Linked DNA regions of Homo sapiens: region 2 is linked to region 1. The links are chromatin contacts, found by Hi-C or POLR2A ChIA-PET in ENCODE. All regions are on one chromosome and are shown on one strand. The core of a region is the stretch at or near the end of the contact, and the rest is flanking DNA. Distances in the headings are between cores, read along the strand shown. Region 1 overlaps LINC00578 (long intergenic non-protein coding RNA 578). Region 2 overlaps LINC00578 (long intergenic non-protein coding RNA 578).

Evidence for each region. A loop is a pair of places that touch in the nucleus more often than their neighbours do. ChIA-PET counts read pairs that join two places held with the same protein, here RNA polymerase II (POLR2A). Pooled maps may share reads with other maps.
Region 2: a map of heart right ventricle shows a loop between it and region 1 (1.9-fold over the local background). The contact joins two enhancer-like sites. A Hi-C loop is called at or near these places in 3 of 168 maps with a recorded cell type or tissue (PC-9, Right ventricle myocardium inferior and heart right ventricle) and 1 of 50 pooled maps. POLR2A ChIA-PET finds 5 or more read pairs at or near these places in 1 of 52 experiments (IMR-90).

The regions. Positions count from the first base shown.
Region 1 is chr3:177,513,170-177,520,147 of GRCh38, reverse strand. All of the region lies in intron 1 of LINC00578 (long intergenic non-protein coding RNA 578), which reads right to left. Among named protein-coding and RNA genes, the nearest start is that of LINC00578, 75 kb to the right of the region's middle. RefSeq lists an enhancer at 2,839-3,603. Within about 2 kb of position 3,712, at least 15 of the 41 ENCODE cell types and tissues checked have a DNase peak (open chromatin) inside an H3K27ac peak, as active enhancers do; they include heart right ventricle, where a contact is called at or near this core.
Region 2 is chr3:177,749,127-177,756,104 of GRCh38, reverse strand. It overlaps LINC00578 (long intergenic non-protein coding RNA 578), which reads right to left. Exons shown (of 4, transcript NR_047568.1): 4 at 3,401-4,194. Among named protein-coding and RNA genes, the nearest start is that of LINC02015, 64 kb to the left of the region's middle. Within about 2 kb of position 2,482, at least 10 of the 41 ENCODE cell types and tissues checked have a DNase peak (open chromatin) inside an H3K27ac peak, as active enhancers do; they include heart right ventricle, where a contact is called at or near this core.

The sequences.
Region 1 (6,978 bases), core at 2,463-4,962:
TGTTACCAGGTGCTCTTTAGTTTCGCTCTTTTAGTTTGCCGTCTATAGGTGGCTTGTGTTAACCAGCTCAATTAGACCCTCTACCTTGTCACAAGGACAGAGGGCTTTCTGTATCCCGGGTTCTTGCCTTGGTGTACTGGAAGAATCAGATCACAACTGGGCCTGGAGAATGAGTTCAAGGTTTTATTGGGTGGAAATAGCTCTCAGCAGATGGGGGAGCCAGTAGGGAGGTGGTTTTCCCCCAGAGTCAAGTTGCTGGGTGACCCAGGCTCTCCACCCACTGCCCTGGCCAAACTCCACCTCCTTCCGTCTGCTAGCCTGCTGCATCTGTCAGTGTCTCTGCCGCAGGCGTGCTCTGCCGCAGGCGTGCTCTTCCGCTCTGCCGCAGGCGTGCTTCCCTTGGCATCCTCTCAATGTCCAGCCGCTTGTGTTCTTCGGCCAATGTGTTCCTCCCGCCGTCCAGCAGCTTCTGTCTCTGCCTTGCTAGGGTCTCCGGTTTTTATAGGCCCAGCATGGGGGCATGGCAGGCCAGGGTGGTCTTGGAAACTGCAACATTTGGCCGCCACAGCAGAAATGCTTGTCCTCACCTAGGTCCATGGGGGGGATAGAGCCCTAGCCAGGGACCACACCCTCCTCTACCCAACACTTCCCTTCCCCTCTTCCATATCATTTAAAGGGACCATGCTCTTCCCTTCCCAGCATTCCCGTATCACCATCAGCTTTACAAAAGCAGATTTTGACAACACATCAAGAACAGATTCATCTTTTAATGACAATCACACTTTAACCAAGCTCACAGAGACCAATGTCTAAATCAGAAACTCAATGTATTACAATGAAACTAAACTTCCTTTGCACCAGAGCATACTTATTGGTGTGTCCTGCCTATATAAGGAGTCAAATCTCACTCAGAAGGTTGTCTAGAGGGTGTGGAACCAGAGGGAGGCAAGAGGAGCTTCTATAAGACAATCCACATAATTCATAGCTTCTTCACCAAAGTCCTAGTCCAGCAGTGATATGGTTTGACTCTGTCTCCACCACATCTCATATCGAATTGTAATCCCCATGTGTCAGGAAAGGGGCCTGGTGGGAGGTGATTGGATCATGGGGGTGATTTCCCCCTTGCTGTTCTTATGATAGTGAGTTCTCACAAGATCTGATGATTTAAACGTATGTGGCACATTCTCTCTCTCGCTTTCTCACTCCTCCTCCACCATGGTAAGACATACCTGCTTTCCCTTCAACTTCCACCATGATTATGTTTCCTGAGACCTCCTAGCTATGCTTCCTGTATAGCCTGCAGAACTGTGAGTCAATTAAACCTCTTTTCTTCATAAATTACCCAGTCTCAGGTAGTTCTTTATAGGAGTGTGAAAACAGACTAATACAAGCAGTGAGACCCAGAAACTCCAAGTTTATTGATAACATTCACATCCTTTATTCCGGTTAGTGTTTGTACAGGCACTGCCAACATTTGCCTCTAGACTCTGCCTTTCTATTTTTTTATACATTGATGAACAACCATTCTAATTAACAGCTTTTCTTTAAAATTTTTGAGAACCAGGAAAGCCAAGCCTTTCTGAGCTGACCTTGGGCCCATTCTCCTTCACATACCTCCAATCCCTTCTGTGTTGAACTGTCCAGCTGCTTTTAATTCATCCATTTCCAAATTCTAGGCTCTGCTCCCATCTACCTCCTACAGTTACCAGCCCGACTCCCTGTTCCCTCCTGCTGACTTAAGCCTTACACCAGAACCCATTCATGGTTTGGAAGAAATTAAGGAATCCCAACCTGACAGACTCTAGACTCCACAGGCTCAACTCCACTAGTGAGCCCTGTTGTTGATCCAGGTAGAACTCTGTGCCTAGTTCTAAAATTTTGCCTTACTTCTCATAACTCAGTCCTTGGCTCAGCAGCCCATTTCAGTATCTGGGGATGTTCTTCATTTCCCATGGCTGAATCCCTGCCTTGGTCACAAGTCCTTTTGGACTGGAGTCTTGCTGGTTCTCTTCTTGACAGATCCCCGCTCCCTGCTGCCGCTGCCAGACATCAGCCCCTGCTCTTTCCCACCTTCACTTAGATGTTATCTCTCTTGCTTCTGCTATAAACCCACCTCAGCCCCTAACTTGCTCTGATGGGCCATCTAATCTGCAGACCCAGGCCCTTCTCTCTCCCCATCCCAGCCCATCTTTACTCTGTTCTCATACCTGACAGAGACAAAAACCCAATTAGATAAATTAACTTTTCATTTTCTAATACAAAAATTAGCCGGGCGTGGTGGCGTGTCTGTAATCCCAGCCACTTGGGAAGCTGAGGCAGGAGAATCGCTTGAACCCAGGAGGTGGAGGTTGCAGTGAGCTGAAATGTCTCCACTGCACTTCAACCTAGGTGACAGTGAGTAAGACTCCTTCTCAAAAAAAAATTTTTTGGCTGGGCATGGTGGCTCACTCCTGTAATCCCAGCACTTCGGGAGGCCAAGTCGGGCAGATCACAAGGTCAGGAGATCAAGACCATCCTGGTCAACATGGTGAAACCCTGTCTCTACTAAAATACAAAAAATTAGCCAGGTGTGGTGGCGCGCACCTATAGTCCCAGCTACTCAGGAGGCAGGGGAATCACTTGAACCCGGGAGGCGGAGGTTGCAGGGAGTGGAGATCGTGCCACTGCAGTCCAGCCTGGAGACAGAGCAAGACTCTGTCTCGAAACAAAAAAAAAAACTTTTATTTTCTTACTGCTCATGTTGCCTTTAGGTAGTCACCTAATCAAAAAGTAAAAACGAAGCTATCACTTAGAAATTCATCTCCTCTCATTTTACATACAGTGGAATGACATGAACTCAGTCCACATTAACAGGCATTCTCAAATTCTACCATGGGAAAAAATACTGGTTGAGGAGTCAGAAAATATGGGCTATTTAATAGATTATCTCTCATCGATGGAACATGGGCCTTTACTTCTCTGTCCCTAAACTGAAATGACAGGGCTTAACCTGGTGGTGTCTAAAGTCTTCCAATTCTGAAAATGCCCTGGCCACAGAAGGTATCAATTTTCTAGTTGGGGGCGCTGTGTGTTTATTTGTTTGTGTGTTTATAACTCTCTGTATTTTCCCTGGCAAGAGAAAGGGTGTTCTACAACCATTTATTCATGATTAATGATGTGGCTTGTGAACTTGAACCAGAGACTGTTCACCAGAAGCTTTTAGTTTGAAAAATTCCTGACTGTGGCCAAAACCAATGCTATGAAACAAAAGAAATGAGACAGTGCCTGCCTGCAGCCCACTGACCTGCAGCCCCAGGCGGAGCTCAGGCCGAGACCCCGAGAAAAGGGAACAGCTGGGGCCTGCTGGGACAGCACACACGGCCTCTCACCAGCTCATGCTGCACCCGATCTGAGGCTACCCAGCAGCAGTTTGGCTGCCCCCCAACCAGATTATAAATTCCTCAAGGGCAAAGAACACATCCTTTATATTTTTCCTGTATCCATATGGTGCAGAAAAAAAAAATAAAAGATTTTTGGGCTGGCATCCCAGCCAGAAACTGAAGAATGTTATCCATCCCCCACCCCCACAAGCCTCCTCCTCCCTTAAAATCACAAGAGGAAGACATTCAGGAATAGCTTTTGAGAAATGCCTCCCTCCTTCCGGCCTAAGAAGATATGTAAGTAGTTCATGTTCTCCCACACTGGAAGGGGAGACTCAAGCCCGTTGATGCATTAAATGAGACATTCCTGAATCAGAAGGATCATAGGTCAGCTCAAGCATTCGGTTGTGTTTGCAGCTCATTTCAGTAAGGCTGATTAACAGAAGAGCCAGACCCTTGTTCTGGCACCAGCTGTGTGGCCGGAACCTCTGTGACTAGAGACACCCCAGCCGGAATCAACAGGCCCGACCTGGACACGTGCATCGCGGCAGCAAGGTTAGCCAGTGTCAGCTCAGCCAAAGAATTTCTGGTTGTGCTGACTGAGAGGGTACACTCAGAACTTTGGACATGAAAGGATTCACTGAGGGATGAAAACACGGTATAGCATACCTAAGTATCCTCAGATTTTAATTTTGTCCCCTCTATAGCACATTTCAATGAGTAACACACAGCTAGGTGAATTACTGGTCACTCACTAAGCAATTGTTAAATTATTCTAGCTTCCTTTAATGAGAACAGAAACAAAGTTGCCACATACACACTAGTTCTGCTTTGTGATTTATTGTTGCCCATTGCCATCGTCATCATCATTGTTATCATTACTAAAGTAATATACACTTAGTGTAAAAAGAAAAAAATGCCAACGGTGTACAAGGAGATAAAGTTAAAGTTTCTGTTTTCATATTCTCTTCTAATCTTTCCCCCATCTCAACTTGACCCTCTCTGAATTGTTTCCTAAAACTACTAGAAGATTTACAAAAACTTCTAAAAATGTGCCATATATCACATACATGTAAATATGCATAGAAAAATATTACAGACATAAATGCATATAAACACAAACATATTCATGCACATACCTATGTATATATACAGTTTTTTCCCACAAATTGATCAGAGTACACTGTCTGGGACATAATGTTTTCACTTAGTATATATCTGACATTCATAGGAAAGCAAATAAATCTATGTATTCTTTACAATGACTTCATAGTATTCTATTATAAAGCTAAGACATAATCTATTCTGTGGGGGGTTTTTTTGTTTTGGTTTTGGTTTTTTGGGTTTTTTTGCACCATCTTTTCTCTGGAGTCCATGTTTCTAATAGTTTATTCCTTCCGAATTTATTTAAGCTCAGTTTCCAATGCATGGAGCTGACTGTTCTAGTTGTTCCTGCCACCACTGTTGCTATTTACGGGTTATATTTTTGTATATTCCATCTGTCTTTGTCTCTTTGCCTGTACAGTTCATACATTGCTTTATACTGCTGAAAGAGCCCCTCCTTGCTATCCTCCGAGGGAAACTCACACCTCCTCTGATTGTCTCTCGCACTTTATACACTGCATCTACCTGTGCTGAGCTCCGGTTCCAGGCAAGCACATTGTCTCCCAGGCCTTGCTGACCCATAGTGCTCCCTTCCTGTGGCACTCCCAGTCTGGATTCTCCAGGCTGCATTTCACCTTTGACCATCCATCCTTAAAGGACAGATCTCAAGCCTTTGTCATTCTCTAGGGAACTATGCCCTGGCTGCATAGCTACAAGGTCACTGACCTCATGGGTTGCAATGTCCTACTTCAATTGAGCACATCTGCTGGGCCCCAAATGGTCTTACCCTGTCATATTTCTCTCAACATCCCTGCCTCCCAGTTTCTCTAAGTTGCCAAATAAGAAGGAGGAATTTCCAGACAAAGCATCACCAAGGAGATTCTCACGCCACCCACCCTCACCCTTCTTTGTGCAGAAATATAGGTCTCTTGTAAAAATGTTATTCTTGTTCCGCATCGTGGGGGCAAGGAACAATATAAATCATGCTAAGACAGGAAATGTAGCTCCTCGTCAGACTGTTGTTATCCCACCAGAAATGTCTCCTTAGGATCTTGAATTTTGCTAACACCTTCCTACCGCATCATATTTGGACTACACCAGCCTGAGACACATGAATGTTCTTTAAACAGCAGATAGCAACATGAATAGACTTTCTTGTTTCATAGGCAATTGGGAAGGGCGGTAGGACTGAATGCAGAGTGCCTCTTCTAAACATACATCGCAGCTGTGTAGCATCTCATAATGACTTCACCAAAAAAACACACAAAGTCTCCAAGAAGAAGATGTCAATCATGGAGGGGGAAAATCAATCTGTAAAGCTCCCGACTAACCAAGAAATCCTTTCCCTCTTCTTTAAAGGCCCAAGACATTTTTTCTCCTGAATGGGGGTGCCCCTTGTTTAGGCATAGCTTGATGGCTGCAAGGTTGCAGCTGTTTCAGTGGAGCCAGCCAATATCTATCAGGATGTTAGACGATTGCCAGGAAAATTCTACGACAGGCAGCTCATTTTTCATCTAAGAATTCGATTGAAATTCTATCTCCCTCACTCGTGCAGTTTAATTTAATCGATAGAACATTACACTATGTCACATTTAGTATTAAAAATAAATGATACAGACCAGATATCTGAAAACTGGGCATTTGTTTTTGCAGGCATTTTGACTTTCCAGTGGCAAACATCCCAGCTTGCAGTGCCAAAAATGTCAAACACAGAAAAGTGTCACTTCAAATTAAGCAGCTATTGCTTACATTTGTTGGGGTTTTAGTCCCATGCTTTCCTCAGATTTCCAGTCCCTTTCAACTCAACCAAAGTTCTCATTAATGACAAGACCTACAGAGAAATAAGAATGCTTGATGGCGCAGCCTTCCACATTTATGGATTGCTGTTACGAGTCAAACATGGCAGATGTCCTGGATAGAAAAGAAATATTTGCAGCTGATTATATCACCACTGTTCATTCAAATAAACTGAAGCAGTATCACAGTTCAGAATTTTGAAACACAGAGTCCTTATTTCAAATTATTAGTGGACTTCTGCAGGATGACTTGTTGTCAGAAGTAATAATCCCAAAGCATGAATCTAAATATAGGCTAAATCCATGGTTGCACAATAGAGACTGCCCCCTTCCCACAGTCCAAGAAACAAATCCCAAAGTCCGGTTTGTTTTCATTTAAAATAGAAGCAGAGAATTTCTGGGCTGGAAGAAGCCTTACTTAGAGACCCTTTTAACCAAACTGTTAAATTCCTCCCCCCCTTTTTTTTTAATGAGGGAGAAACTTGAGACCACACAACCTCTGTGCCTTACTCAAGGTCACATTGTGTGGCAAAGCCAAAACTCTAAACCAGCTTTGACTGATTCTGATGAAAAGGTCATCTCTCCTTTCATGGTCTCCCAAACAATGTCAACATTCCACCCGTTCAGGAACTTTGATCCAACGTTCACTTTCAACTCGTGTGGGTTTCTAAAACCTTCTCTCCCAGACTTACTTTCTCTTTCATACATTCTTAGTCTTT
Region 2 (6,978 bases), core at 1,233-3,732, 240 kb before region 1:
TCTGAGAGAGGCCCCACCTGTTAGGGTCCAAATTAAAGTTTGAAAGCAAAGTCTCTAGATTTAGAGAAAGACAGATATCACTGGATTCTATTGTGCCTGAAGCCCTAGACTTTTCAGTTATATAAACAATTCATTCTCTTCTTTTGCTTAAATTAATTTAAATTAGGTATCTCTCCCTTATAACCAACAGATCTGACAACTCTGTAGGGATTATCCTTGGATATTAAACTTTGCCATAGCATATATAAGAAAATATATCATTTCCCCCTTTTCTAAATAGATTTTAATCTAAACTATTTTTAAAAATTCAATTACGCATTTCTAAGCTGTACCATTGAACCAGTTATTGGGATTTTTTAAGAGGCACCTTGGGAACACTCCATATGTTCACCGTATGATAATCCTTCTGTCCTGTGGGAAGATGAGGACACTGGCAAGAATACTCCAAGCCAGTGAGAATACCACCAGGCTGATGTGGGCACAGACCCTGTCTGTTCCCAGAGTCCCAGGTGCCCTGGCAATTGAGGGAGCATGCAGAGTTGAGATTCAATCTTACCACAGGGCAAGAAAGGCTCCAAGTAAGGGTCCAAATGACTTGTCTTTAAAAAGAAGAGCATAGAGGCCTATGTCTGGAGCCTGGGAATGGAGTCAGAAAACTGAGAAATTAAAAAGTCAGGGGACAGCAGATTCTGTAAGTAGAATAAGAGAGTAGGCGTGAGATAGAGCCGCATCACTGCTGGACCTGTATGCTCTCCAAAGTACAGTGTGGATTAAGGACTGTGGAACTAGAAGGCAAGAACAAGGGCAGACATCTATAGGCCATGCATTGTTAACTAGCCTATAATTGCAGTGTAAGCACACAGATAGAATACATTCATATAGAAAGTAGAGGTTCATCCATTTACCAATTTTTTAACACGTTTTTATTGTAATCAATCATATATTAAACATTTATCATGTGCAGAGTGTGGTGTTAGTAGATGGGATAGAGATAAACACAAGAAGTGGTCTTTGCCTTCCAGGAGCCACAGCCTAAGCAGGCTTGTCTAGATACGTGCACAGATAGCTAGCATGTGAAACAGTGTGTGACAATTAGATGTCACTCCCAAAATTGAAACACCAACGGCTACAAAATTTCTAAGGAGGCAGACATTATTCTTGGGTGATCAGAAGAGACTTCCTCGAAGTTGGGGGATAAAGTGGGTGAGTCACGGTGATGAAGGGAGCCGCATGGGTTTGGAAAGCAGACTGAGCTCTGCCACTTGTAGTTATGTGGCTTTGGCATGTATTTAGCTTGTCTGAATCTCATTTTCCTCCTTTGTAAATGAATAATTCTATTTCAAATATCCAAGGTTAGTGTCAAGATGAAATAAGATCACTTAGGCGTGGCTGAGAATAGGCCAGGAGAGGGGAAGGCACTGCCCAGTGCCCCTGATTCGGCTGAGGGAACACAGCAGGATCCCCACACTGCAAGAGGCCTAGGCCATGGCTCTGGACTCAAACAGCCTCAAAGTGGTTCCCAGACTGTCTCAGGAGAGCAAAATGACCTAGAGTGACACAAAGAGACCTTGTGAGTGGGAGTAAGGAACAACCCAGCAGCTAGTTGGGCAGGAGATAAACAATCCTTCCCATTTCACTTCTAAGTTCTGATAGGATTTACGTGATGCTGAGGACAAGATGCCAAAGCCTCCTCGTTCTCCAACAGCTTCATGCTTGGCACCAGCAATATCCCCAAAGAACTTAGATATTCCTCCAAGGAAAATGGGGACAGAAACCCTGAATTAGCTGAAAACACGTTACTGGCACCAGGCAGGGGCTCAAAAATAGGAACCAAGCTATTCTAGAATATGTGGAAGGTAATATTGCTTGGACACTGTAGTTTATGAATTATAATTTATACTAACTAATCCAACATATATTTGTTCTCTTTTTATTTCCCCTTTCCCCACCATTTCCAAGAATGGATGATTCTGAATAAAATCCATGAAAGCAGAGAACTATCCAGTACAGATAGCCTTTCACAGGTCTGCCTTTATGGCTGTGAAAATAATTCAAAGAACACATTTCTCCTAGTGGCAGGAAAGATGTTTTACTGCCACATAGAAAGGACATTACATTTTTTAAGAAATCATTTCTGTATACCTCCATCTATGGCTTCTCATACCAGAGAAGTTGACACAATTGTTAGTCATCTGTGACCAATTTTTGGAAGCTGTGAAAATGGAACCAAGTGTCCACTTATCCACAAGTGGAGTATGTGTACTCCAGGGAGGTGGAAATGTCTCTTTCACTGGTGACATTTAAGAAAATGACAGGGACAGCTATCACTCAGTGTGGGTTGGCTGCACAGCCGCCCAAAGGCAGCATCACTGTTGCTGAGAGCAGGGATGGGAGGGCTCCCAGAGCTCCAGGAAATAGGTCAGGGTTGACAGCAGCAGCTGGTTTGCTCTGCCTTCCCCACACCCATCTTCACCCTGACCCTCTTCTGGGCTCCCTGCCCTCACTCCTGTTTCCCCTCGGACTGCAACATCAGCTCCTCTTCTTCCCTTTGACTTCCTCCATTCCTCTCTCAAGTTGACAGGAACACAAATCTCAAATGCCTCTCCAAAAAGAAAAACTAAGAAAACTTTCCAGGCTGACAGGTGGTAGAAACATTAAAAGTCTTACTCTTGATTTTCCCAAATTTAATTTTGTTAACCGCAGATGCAGAGACTGTGTTAGACTGTGGGCAATTTGGAGTCTGCATTAGTTTCCTGAGCTTAATTTAATGAAGGCAGATAAATGCCATTGTAATTCTGAAAATGTCTTCACTCCTTATTTATCTAGTATCAACAAAAATGAACTGTTATATATCAGTTAGTTTTACGGATGATTGATCTTTACCCTCCAAACTTAAAAATTTCTTTTTCATCTAAAACGTATTCTACATTTCCTTCACTTAATGAACACACCCTGTTTAGAATTATCACCACATTCTTTGGTCATCCAGGGCCACTGCATCAAATTTCAGCAGCTGAATGGTGCTGAACTAAATTTGTGCGCTCCAGGATGGGCTGGAGGTCCCCACACTAAATGTATGCAGACCCCTGTGCTGATCTAATTAGTGAGGTGTCTGCCTGTCACAGCCCATGCAAGAGAATTGCATGGACAGAATTACTGCTGGGCCAAGTCAATATCAGGGTTTCTCCCTGATAGTAAGAAACTATGAACCATCAGGGACAGGAGAGCGGGCAGTAGGAGAGTAAATTCTGGGACAAAACCAGACTAAGGAGCAAAAGCAGGAAGGTAAATGCAGGAAGGTCCAAAGGACAGATATAGAACCAGGTAAAGGGTGGTGGAGGTGAGAGTAACAAAAGCCAAGTGCTCATGAGTCTGGAGACCCATTTGTCTGCAGTCTGCTGCATTGCCTAGACTTTATTATTTATTTATTTATTTATTTTTGAGACAGAGTCTCACTCTGTCGCCCAGGCTGGAGTGCAGCGGTGCAATCTCAGCTCACTGCCACCTCCGCCTCCTGGGTTCAAGCGATTCTCCTGCCTCAGCTTCCAGAGTAGCTGGGATTACAGGTGTGCAGCACCACACCTGGCTAACTTTTGTTTTGTTTTTTTTTTTTTTTTTAGTAGAGATGGGGTGAAACTATGTTGGTCAGGCTGGTCTCAAACTCCTAACCTCAGGTAATCCAACCACCTCGGCCTCCCAAAGTGCTGGGATTACAGGCGTGAGCGACCGCGCCTGGTCGTGCATTGCCTAGACTTTATTGGCCCTTCTTGCACAGTCACTTCTGCTCTGGAAGCTTCTTAAAGGGTCCTTATGATTTTGGACGCTGACATTGACATTGTCTTTATCTTCATTATCTTCATCGCAGATCGTTGATTCTCCAAGTTGGGTCCTCTAGCAGTCTCCCTCAGAACTCACTGCTTCCAACCTGATGTCAACTGTGCTGGGGAATGAATGAAGGGTGCCAGGAAAACACACACACGCACACTGGCAAACAACAACACAGGCATCCCAGCTTGTGAATCAGTTGTCCTACTTTCACCTGCACTTTGAATTCAGCATGTCAGATGCTGGCTGGGCTCCAGTGTCCTCTCATACACCATGGTGCGTGTCCTTTGAGAAATTTGTTTTCCCCTCACCACACCAAAGAATGTTTCACTTGTTTATCAAGTCACAGCTGTGTTCCAGGTGGTGTTTCTGGAGGGTAAAAACAAAACAAAATTCATTCTCCACCCTACAGCTAGAGTGGTGTTTTTTCGGTTTTTTAATGCAAATCTGATTATGTAACTCCCTTTCAGCAGCATGCCATTGTCCTTAGAATAACGTTCAAAATGCTTCATTCGTCTCCGCTCACCAGCTAGGCTCAGCTAGCTAACTGTAGGTACCCAGTTCAGGCTCTCAAACCAGCCCTGCCCTCTCTCAGCCCTGCCCAGGGCCTTGACACCCACAATTCCCTCCGCCTGATGAGGCAGCTACTTCCATGCCAAAGAACAAAAATTTTTTATAAAAGCCTTCAGGTCTCAGCTTAAATGTCAGTTTCTCCAAGAAACCTTTACTGACCCTCAAAAAGACCAAATCTCTTAATTTATCCTCCCAACCCAAAACCCTTCACTCCTGTGATCACTTATTCAATGCTAGACTCTAATCTCCATGAGGATAGTGATGGGGCAGATGAAGGTTTTGTGGTGCCTGCAGCTTCTACAGTGTAGGAAGGAGACTTGTTCTTCAAGAACAATACAAAAATACCTTACTTTGTATATTTTACCAAAAAATATATAATCATGTGGATGCATCTTAAGGCATCTCCCAGAACCTTGGAAGGGGCTGTGCTAGCGAGGGGACCTGAAGCTCAGGTTTCTTCTATTTCATGAGGAATGCACCTCTGGGTGGAAACTGTATTTGAATTATTCACTGCTGTGCCCCAAGCACCTGATACATAATTTATTTAAGTGGCTATTATTGAGTAATTTTCTAATCACTGAATAAAGCAAAGTAGAAATTGTAAAATCGACATTTGTTGAATATTAAAGCAAAGTAAAAATTGTAAAATCTACATTTGTTGACTATTAAACCAGAATAGATTTACCAATAGAACCACAGTCATATGTCACTTAACTATGGGAATACATTCTGAGAAATGTGTCCTTAGGTAATTTCATTGTTGTGCAAACATCATAGAGTGTACTAACACAAATCTAGATGGTACAGCCTACATCTAGACTATATGGCATAGCCTATTGTTCCTAGGCTACAAACCTGTACAGCATGTTACTATACTGAGCACTGTAGACAACTGTAACACAACAATCGGTATTGGTGTATTCCAACATATCTACATGTAGAAAAGGTACAGTAAAAATACTGTATAAAGGATATAAAAATGGTAAACCTGTATAGGGCACTTACCATGAATGGAGCTTGCAAGACTTGAAGTTGCTCTGGGTGAATCAGCAAATGAGTGGTGAGTGAATATGATGGCCTAGGATATCACTGTACACTACTGTAGACTTTATAAACACTGCACATTTAGACTATGCTATATTTATTTTTTAATTTCTGTCTTCAATAGTAAACTAGCTTAAGCTTAGTGTAACTTTTTACTTTATAAACATCATATATTTTTAACTTTCTCACTTAGCTTAAAACACAAACACATTGTACAGCTGTACAAAAATATTTTCTTTCTATATATTTTTATTCTATAAGCTCTTTTCTATTAATTTTTTTAACTTTTTTGTTAAAAACTAAGACATAAACACACACATTAGCTTAGATCCACAGAGGGTCAGGATTATTAACACATTACTAGGTAATAGGAGCCTTTCAATTCCATTATAATCTATGGGACCACCGCGGTGTATGCATCATTGAACAAAACATTATTATGTGGCATGACTGTATGTTATCCCACTAAGAATGGAGGAAGTATAAGAGCTCCCTGAGGGTTAGGAAGACCTGGTATGAAAAGAAGATACTTGATCCTTTATCCCCAGTGAGAGAAGGTTCCTGAATAGGATAGTAAGTATGCTATGCCTGCCCTGCTTTCAAGCTGATTCTCATCTTTTCTCCTGACTCCAGGTGAAAAAAATCTGATATTCTGTAATGATGAGTTATTCATCAGGGATTCATGATGAACCTACGTTACTTGTAAAGTTGAGAATATATTTTTCTATGTTCATGTCTCTGGGAGAGGGCCCTGACATTCATCAAATTCTCAAATAATATGAGACCCCTAAAACATTAACAATTACTGCAGATTAGTTCAGAAAGGCAACCCAGAGTCAATGGAGATGTCCTAACAACTCATAGCAGGCTCATAGCTCAGCTCTACTTCTTAATTAATAAGGCTCTTCACAATTTACTTATCCTCTTGTGAGTATTACTCAAATGTGTAATGGGGCTACTACTGCTCACTTGCATGATGTCTCAGTCCATTTTGTGCTGCTATAGCAAAATCTACAGGCTGGGTAATTTATAATCAACAGACACATATTTCTCATACTTCTAGGGGCTGGGAAGACCAAGATAGAGAGACCAGACTCTGGTGAAGGTCTTCCTACTGTGTCATCCTGTGGCATAAGGGCAAACAAAGCAACGGAGAGAGAGCAAGACAAGGCTAAATTTGGCCTTTTATAATGAATCCACTCCTGTGATAACAGTGTTAATCCATTTATGAGGGATCCGCCCCACAATGCAAACACCTCCTATGAGGTCCCACCTTCCAACATCATGGCACTGGGGATCAAGTTTCCAACATAAAATCTTTGGGGAACACATTCAAACCATAGGACAAGGTGGCTGTAAAAGTACATATATATACTTATGTGTTTGTGTGTGTGTGTGTCTGTGTGTGTGTATACACACACATATTGTCTTGGCCAGTTTCTAGCTCATAGTGCACACTCAATAGATGTCTGTTCTCTTCTAAACAAATAGTTCCTCATTGCCCTAGTATAATTTCTGTACTGAAGGATAAATGAT